Regions from separate parts of the Homo sapiens genome. Here region 2 is linked to region 1. The links are chromatin loops, found by intact Hi-C in ENCODE. Cell type or tissue: PC-9. All regions are shown on one strand. Each heading gives the region's core, and the rest is flanking DNA. Links, peaks and the distances in the headings are about the cores only. Region 1 overlaps LOC124905233 (a long non-coding RNA gene). Region 2 has its middle 300 kb from the start of KLHL4.

Region 1 (4,401 bases), core at 262-4,261:
ACTGGTGGGGCAGAAGCTCTCCAATGGTAATGTGGGGTCTGCCTGCAAAGGAACTATGGCAGTGACCCTTGGAAAGCACCTAAGTTGGGCAGCAGAGATTGTGTTGCAAGCAGCGTGGCTAGGCAAGGACTCTGGGAGAGAACAGCATACAGTGGTGCATTCAAACTGGTCCCCTCCCACAGCAAGATAACCCTGTTTTGTCCAGGTCCACCAGTCAACAAAGGCCAAGAGTATGGTAAATTTGGGGGCATGGGCAACAACGGCTATGCTCCACTACAGCTGTTTCCACGCCAAATGATATGGGCTCTGCACAGGCTGAAGTCTCATCCCTGCCAACTCTCCAAGCAGCTCTCTGCCACCTCAATTGTCTGTGGGGGTCATGGGGTCTTCTGTAGCTAGGACTCTGGTGGTCCTTGGTGAGAATGGGTCACTTCATGCCTATTCATCTCACTCCTTCCTGCAGAACAGCCTGGGGGCAGGAACTAGTCCTGGTGCCTGGAAATCCCACCCAAGGTTTCTGGCTTCCTCCCCCTTCATCCCAGCATTTGTGTCTTCCCTCTGTCCACTCTCAGTGCCTTTCTTCCAAAGATTTGCTCTAGTGTGCTGGTCTTCTTGGAGGCTTGGTCCCTGAGTGGAAAGAAGCTATTCTTAGCTACATCCAGTCAGCCATCTTGGCTGTTCTTGAGACCAGATTTCTGTAGTTTTGTAACATCACATCCTTATATAAATTTCCCTAAACAGGGTCCAGAAATTTCTATTCCTCCAGAGAGAATTTTATGACCACATCCCTGAATGACGACAGTCGTATTTCCCAGCTTCTGGCATATCCCTGCATTTTTCCTACAGATCTCCCAGTACTTGCAGGTCACAGGGCCACAGAGACTGTGGTAGAGTAACCTAGGGCCTTCTGAAGAGTAGGAGATGTAACAGTAAAGATGGGAGCAAAGCTCCTTTTGCAGCACAGGGAGACAAAGGCCAAACCCCATTTTAATGTTAGCATTTTCTAACCAAAGGGAAACTTATTATCTTGGAAGAAAGTTTCCATATTTACATTTGCCTTAATTTAAAAAAATACTTCACTCATGCAGACAATATAAAATAAATAATAAACATGTACAACATGTAAATTTTGATGACTGACAAACTAAATTGTGAAAGAAGGCTAAGAACGTGGAAGGTAGCCTCTGGAAAAAAACCTGAAGTAGATTAAAAAATTCATGAACTTTGTTTTCATTTAATAAATATTATCTAAATAACCTATTTTTGACTATACATACTGACTCAGAGGCTTTGATAAGTTTCTAAGAAGAAAAACGAGATTTTAAAGAAAGTGTATAAAAGTGTGCGTGCGTGTCTGTGTGTATATATACATTCTCCCTGTATTATCTGTGGCAGAAACGGTTGTCTGCTCAAAAACCACTCCCTCATTTTTCTTCCTCAAAGGTATTGCTGCAGGACTTTTTGTAGTTCAGCTAAAAATAGGGTTCTTTGACCCAGGGCCACAAAAATTCAGGCTTGCAGACATTTTGAATGGTGAGTAAGACAGGGTTTTATTGTGTGAAAAGGAAGAAAAGGGGGAAACAGGGACTCTTACAAGGACAGAGTTCATTCCCTCCTCTAAAGAGGCACATCTAACTGCCATTAGATGAAGGATAAGACGAGGACTGATCTTAACTGATTCCTGCTGATAGGTGGTGCTGTTTGGGGGAAATGGCAGTCAGGGCTCCATCAGAGGCCTATTTAAGGGTTCCCGGCAGAAGGGGCCATCATCAGAGGTTCCAGTTGCATCACCATTTGGAGTTTGACGGCCTGAAGGCAAGAACAGACAAATCGAGTTACTAGGAAAACATGTATCAAAACTTAACAAGGGGAGGGGTAAGGACAGCTTAAAAGTTCCAAGGCCTTTTACCAGTTTGCACAGGGAGAGGGAGGCCAAAAGCCTGACTGGTATTAAAAAAACTTTACCCTACTGCCGGCATGTTGGGCTTCTAGGTTCCCTTCCCCTGAGTCCAATCCTAAGCCAATCAGTTTAGGGTTTAAAAAATGAACTCTTTCCAGTTCTGAGGATGCATCTGAGGGGAGTGTCCCATAGCATGAAGACACAATTACCTATCTGTGAAGAGAGAACCAAGGAAGAGAAAGAAAAAAAGAAGGTGCCTTTTAAAGGAGTCCCAGGGGTTCAGGATGCATTGGAAAGGGGTACGGACTGAAGATGAATGGTTACCCATCTAGAAGAGGCGAGCAGGCATCCCTGGTTCCCTTCTCCTCCTGGTAGATACCCAGGGGTAAGTGAAGGAGAGAGGGAAAAGTGTCCTCTTTCTCTTTTCCATCCTTGCACCCCTGAGTTCCAGTGACCTTGGCAGGTGCCACCATGGATGTCAAAGCAACTTGCACCCATGAAGCAGGGGGGGGCTTAGGGGTTGAAATCATCCACTCTTACCCATGTACCGCCATCTCCCCTGATGTCAGTAGCCTTGGAGTTCCCTAGACCTCATTTATGCCAGGGATACTAACGTGGCCATTATCCATGAAACGAGAAGCCTGGGCTTGGCATAATCGGCAGGAATCAGCCACACTCACCCGTGCTCTGCCTTTTAACTTCTGTTATCATTTGCCTCTAGATCACTCAGATCCAGTTTTCCTTCCTAGGGCTTTGACCTGAAGTTTGGGATTAAGCTTGGGACAAAAATGTGTCTGGGGGGTTGCATGGGCTGAATGCTCAGGTGAAAGTGTGGAATTGAGTTCTCTTCCAACAAGGGAGAGAAAAGGATGTCTTGTGACACACTCAGATAGCTGGTGGCTATAGTTATGCTTGCTAGGATTTGGGTGCATGGTGCTTGACTTTGGTTAGCTCCCTTGGTCTTACTTTCCCAAAAAGGAAACCTCCAAGTGATGGGCATCCTATTTGTTACCATCACCTGGCAGGATTTGCAGGATAATTGCTCAGAACTAGAATATTGATCCAGATTTCTACATTACCCATCCCTTTTGTTCTTTCTGAGCTGCAGCTGGAAATTGTTTGTTGATTCACAGGAAGAAGCAGGGTTAGTCTAAAAATACAGGCAAAAACTTTAAAACCGCTAATGAATTTAGAATTTAAAGGCAAATGTATGATTAGTTTTGGAACATATTTTCTCTCTTTCCAGTCCTCAATTTTGCTAAAAAAAAAAACATAGGACTGAATGATTTGCAAAATAGACTTTAGTCTTATACTTGGCCTGATTATTTGCATTAAGGGCAGCAAGAATAATTATTTCCACATAAGCCTTTTGGATTGGCTTTGATGGAAGTTTCTTCCACAAGGAATCTCAGATAAGACCTTTTAAAGCTGAGGCCAACCATGGGTTTGTATCCTCAAATACCTGTGAGTTGGTTTATCCTTTCCTCTTAAGGTCCCGTAATAAACTTGGAGCTCCTGGACCCATTAGAAATTGACATTCTTTACTGACAATAGGTCAGGAACACTGTATAGGGACTGTGTAGACAAGGGTATCAGGCCAGTTTCCCCACTGGGCTTTTATTGGCTCTGCAAGTTGAGACTGACTCCTTAAAGGGAAGCATAGCCTTCCCATCAAAGCATTGGTAAAATAACCACTCTCTCCAATTGAGTTCCATTTCAGAAGAAAAATGGATCCTTACAGCACTGATGCAAACAACTATATTGCTATAAGAATACTCACAGATAGTTTTCAAATTTTAGAGGAACCAGGCAGAGAGAAACAAAGTCACAATAGTGAATACCTTTCTTAATTATTAAAGGCTTTAATATTTCAAAGTAAGTTTACTTAAATCTGAAAAAAAACAAGGATCAGCTATATTGCAAGCAAAAGTCAAAAATATTTGCTTCAGCTTCTTGAGTTCAGTCCATTTAGTTAACTCTTGTTTTGCTTGATATTCATGAATATTTTAGTTCTTTTAGAATCTTGTACATTTTTCTTTATTCCAATGTTACAATCTCCAAAGTTATCAGAAGCCTGCATTTGAGAGCACTTGTTAAAGTTCTACAGCTAATTATAAGCCATCTTTGAAAAGGATTCAAACAAGACAACAATTCTCTGTGAATATGAAAATGTCCAGAGTAGTTACAGTTAGAAACACGATTCAAAGTTTGGTTATCTCCATGGTTCACAAAAACTTAACATAACAACCTTAATTATGATTGATAGCATATACTCAGACACTGGAATTTTACAAATCCCATATAATTTTGGAACATATATTAGCATTATTCACGAACATACAACCTAAAGATTAAGATTGAGTATCATTTTGGCAATCCCATGTACCTAAACACGTCAAATAATCCTGTTTACCTCTTTTTTCTGGACACTTCAGGGGCCCTCTGCAGTATTCAAAAAGCCAAGCGCCAGGGAAGATAATTTTGAAACTGAAGTTTGATTT
Region 2 (4,401 bases), core at 88-4,087, 89 kb after region 1:
AGACGAGACTCATCTACGTGTTCAGTTCTTAACTGAAGGCAATCTGACATTTTTTAAATACATTGATTATAAAGTGGTAAGCCATAATGATGTTTGAAATGTGAGCTATAAGTAAAACTAATGCTATGAAGGGGTTTGCTGATCTTTAATTTAAATCCAGTCAGAAGTGCAAATGATCACCCAGAAGTTTTACTGAAAGGGATGCTAATACTGATTCTATAGATTCTATCGAACCATAGAAAGTTAATTCTACTCATGTGGACCATCATTCTTGGCAATTACAAAACAGTTTTAAATAATCTCCAGTACAGGCTGCTTTACTGAAGACCAACCCTGACTTCAGCAATTATCTAGCCTAAAATTGGATAGTGGGTCAGCAAAGCATTACGGCTAAAGGGAGCTTGAGATGAACCTAGGTTGGAATCCAAGCATTATTGTTTACTAGCTGTGTAGCCTTCTGTGAGTTATTTAATCTTCATGATTTTCTGTTTTTTTTTTCTTTGTAAAGTGAGGATGATTATAGAACTTGTGGTTATGAAGGGAAGTAAGATAATGCAAGTAAAGTGTTTGGCATGGTGCTGGGCACATAGTAAACACTCAATAAATTGTATCTATTATAGAGAAATCCCCCTAAATATCTTCAGATGAGCTTTTATTATTTTGTTATTGTATAGTTTGGTCACACTAAGGCCTTATAAACTTTTTGAAGTACCTCTTATTAAAATGATATTATGAAGCACCAATAGCATGTAAATAAGGTTGGCTGTTGAAGATAATACACATTATATACTGTGCACTCAAAAAGCCTAGGAATTATTTACATTGAACAAATATGTAATTTGAACTTGCTGGAACAATTCTAGCTTTAATGAGTACTTGAGCAGCTTCTAAAAAAGCATAATTTCCACTTTTTATTAAAAATTAAAATGTTTCATTCATCTTTTAATTGAAAGGGAGGTTGAAACAGACATGGTAACAGAGTAAAACTGGTAATTAAATAATAACCACTTTAATATTCAATGCAGTAAAACTTTGAAGGTGGGAGAAAGAAGCACAAAGGAAAAAATCTCATAGAAAAAAACATGAGTGTCCAAGGCCAGGCTCTGCCATTTCACTTAAAATAGCTTGCCAAAAGTTGTAAGAGAAGAGAGAGTTACTTGCAACATATTGGCAATGGTAGCCAGTTGTTCCTGGTACATGAAAGAAGTGATTATCACAGATGTAAATAAAATGAGGAAGGTTATATGAATATATATATTTTTCTCACATCAAAGAACAGTATGGCCCCATTACAGAGAAAAGGTATATTGATTTTATGTTAGAATTATCTGCAACTGAATTTTTTCAGCTTATATTTAAATGTGTAGTTTTGTATTTGGAAAATTCAACTAAGGAAGAACAAAATGGAATCACACACAAACGAAGTTATTCCTACTCCATTATCATGGAATCTAGAGTTTAAACATTCTGGATTCAACTGCACATACAGCTATTAAATAACAAACTCATTATTGAATGATATGTTAATCTCAGGAGAGAGTAAGACATTCAGTTTACTGCTGTCTTTTGTAGAGGATATTCATGTGGAGAATACCCAAAGTATTTTGATATGGGTCATTCTGCTTAATTTTGGGAAGTATTTTTAACCTACCATCTCTGCCCCACAGTAGTCTGTTTACAGGACATGAAATCTACATGGGCCTTGTCACAATCGAATGTACTTGTCATTTTTCATCATCCCTCCTTCCTTTCTGGAACCACAATTCTTATTCCATGTTTTTCCCCTTCCTATTTTTCATGGAAGCATAGAATCTTAAAACTGTAAAGTCATTAAAGTTCATTGGATAAAACCCCACCATTTTACAAATAGGAAAAATAAAGAAAGGTAAAGCTACTTAACTCAAGATCACAAGGTGAGTTGAAGGCAGAGCCAGGCTTGAACCCACATATCCCAACATAAGTGTTCTTTTGTCATACTGTTAACCATGTATAGTTTGAGTCTTCCAGTATCACTTGATGATAATATGAAGGCTTTAAGTGCTTTTGTTAGTTTTTTATTCATTCATCTGGGCACTCAACAAATATATTAATTTCCTACTATATGCTAATGAGGGGAAGAGAGGTTACATAATGAGTCAAAGCCTATATTAAGCATGGTTCCCTTCTGCCAGGTTGTATACAATCTAGTGAGGAAAGTGAACATTAAGCAAGTTATACATACACTTAATATCAAATTAACCCTGCAGAAGATCCTAAGAAGATCACTGTGCTATAAACTGTGTGAGAGAATAGAATTTAACCTATGGGGTATGTGTATAAGGAGTAAGGTATGGGTTCCCTGGGGATGAACTGAGATTTAGCCGAGAGCAAATAGCTAAGTATGAGTAAAATAGGTGAAAAGCAGTGGGAGGTGAATAACATTCCAAGCCGCAAGCAGCATGTGTGATGGACCAGCAGCAGAAAGGAGAAGAGGTGACTGAGAGACAGCTGCTGTGTCCACAGAAGCTGGGGGGGAGAGAGAGAAGTATTGTACACTCCTAACTGCAGGATTAGAAAGAACTAATCATTTAGGGCGAGTGGGCAGATGCTAGCTTCTTGAAAACATGAGATAAATGCCAGTCTTCACTGATCCGTGATAGACAATTCTTTTTAAAATAAGTACCAATCATTTAAAAGGTATGACAAAAATGTGAGGAGTGATGAAATGAAGAAATATCAGTAATGAAAAAAGAATTAAAGAAGCATAAAACAAATTGAAAAGCTTACGAGTTCCATCCATTTAAAAATACAGTTAGGGCCGGGGGTGGTGGCTCACTGCCTGTAATCCTAGCACTTTGGGAAGCCAAGTCAGGCAGATTGCCTGAGCTCAGGCGTTCGAGACCAGCCTGGGCAACATGGTGAAACCCCATCTCTACTAAAATACAAAAGAAATTAGCCGGATGTGGCAGCATGCGCCTGTAGTCCCAGCTACTCGGGAGATTGAGACGGGAGAATTGGTTGAACCCAGGAGGCGGAGGTTGCAGTGAGTGGATCAATACAGTCAATTCAGAAATATTTGAGTACTTTAATAACTAGTAATTATTACCAAATAGCTCTAATAAGCACTGTTCTGTACAAGGCGGAAAGCAAAATGACTACCTAAGTAGCATTCTTGATAGAATGGGGTAGGAAAGATAATGTGCAATTTGGGGGAGGGAGTATCATAGCATAAAAGCTGTCTTCTGCTTACAGAAGCTGTGTACGTAGTTCTCTGTTTTTATGAGCATGATGATACCTTATTACGTGCTAGTTTAATCTAAGCCAGTGATAAACTTAGACCAGCTGTAATAGAGAAGACATTGAGAAAACTTCAAAAGAAAGTATGAGCTCAATAAAGAAAAAAGTCCAGAGAATAGAATGCCTGGCTGGAACTGCCCCAACATTTTAACGGGTGATTATTTTTAAGTTAAGAAATTTAAAATTTTATTCTGTCCTTATATTCCTACATTTTTATGTAATCATGTTTTTAACATAACTTTCATATCTTATTACTGCAAAGTTTTTCATATTAGAAGAAAATGTAGAGAAGCAAAAAAGAAAAAATAACCCAGAGAAAACTACTGTTAATATTTAATGTATTTCCTTCTGGTTAAATTTTTTATCTATTTATATGCCCATATTTTAGTAAAAATGGTACAATAATATCAATAATATACTTTCTATTTTTAACCCCTGTTCATTTAATATATTATAAATATACTATTTTTTATATTATAAATATACTTTCTATTTTTTAACCCCTGTTCATTTAATATATTATAAATATCTTTCTGTGTCATTACTTTTCTACTCATTCATCTTAACAATTGTACATTATCCATTGTATGTGCATGGCTTCACCCCTAACCACCTTTTCTTCTTTTTTCTTTTCTTTTTTTTTTTTTTTTTTTTTTTTTTAATTGAGATAGGATCTCGTTCTATCACCCAGGCTAGAATGTAGTAATGGGATCATAGCTCACTGCAGCCTCGAGTTCCTGGGCTCAAGCGATTACCTCTTCTTCAGCCTCCCTATAGGCATGTGCTACCATGATCAGCGAATTGCTAAATTTTTGTTGCTGTTGTTAGGGATGATGTCTCACTATGTTGCCCAAGTTGGACTTGAACTGCTGACCTCAAGCAGTCCTCCCACCTCAGCATCCCAAAGTGGTGAGGTTATAGGCATAAGCAACCCTACTTGGCCTCAAATTCTTTTCTTAACAAGAAAAATAATTTAAACGGCATTGGAATTGCATATATAAATGCTTGCAAAATAAGTTTTTTTCATGACATTTGTATATTTTGTCTCCTTCTCATGCCTTTCTCTACAGATGTACATACTCACACATACACACTTTAACAATTTGCTATCAAGTAGACTAATTG

What was found. Hi-C counts contacts between places; a loop is a spot of excess contacts. Peaks named below come from ENCODE experiments on the same cell type or tissue, not always from the same donor. Only the 100,000 strongest peaks of a DNase experiment are listed, where the experiment ranks them.
Region 2: a loop joins it to region 1, with 2.1 times the contacts of the local background. A loop is called at or near these places in 1 of 110 quality-filtered maps.

The regions. Positions count from the first base shown.
Region 1 is chrX:87,722,404-87,726,804 of GRCh38, forward strand. It overlaps LOC124905233 (a long non-coding RNA gene), which reads right to left. Exons shown (of 2, transcript XR_007068363.1): 2 at 1,525-1,809. Among named protein-coding and RNA genes, the nearest start is that of KLHL4, 210 kb to the left of the region's middle. In PC-9, for the core only: no CTCF peak of the experiment used is centred there; no DNase peak of the experiment used is centred there.
Region 2 is chrX:87,811,288-87,815,688 of GRCh38, forward strand. No RefSeq gene overlaps it. Among named protein-coding and RNA genes, the nearest start is that of KLHL4, 300 kb to the left of the region's middle. In PC-9, for the core only: no CTCF peak of the experiment used is centred there; a DNase peak (open chromatin) is centred at 2,314.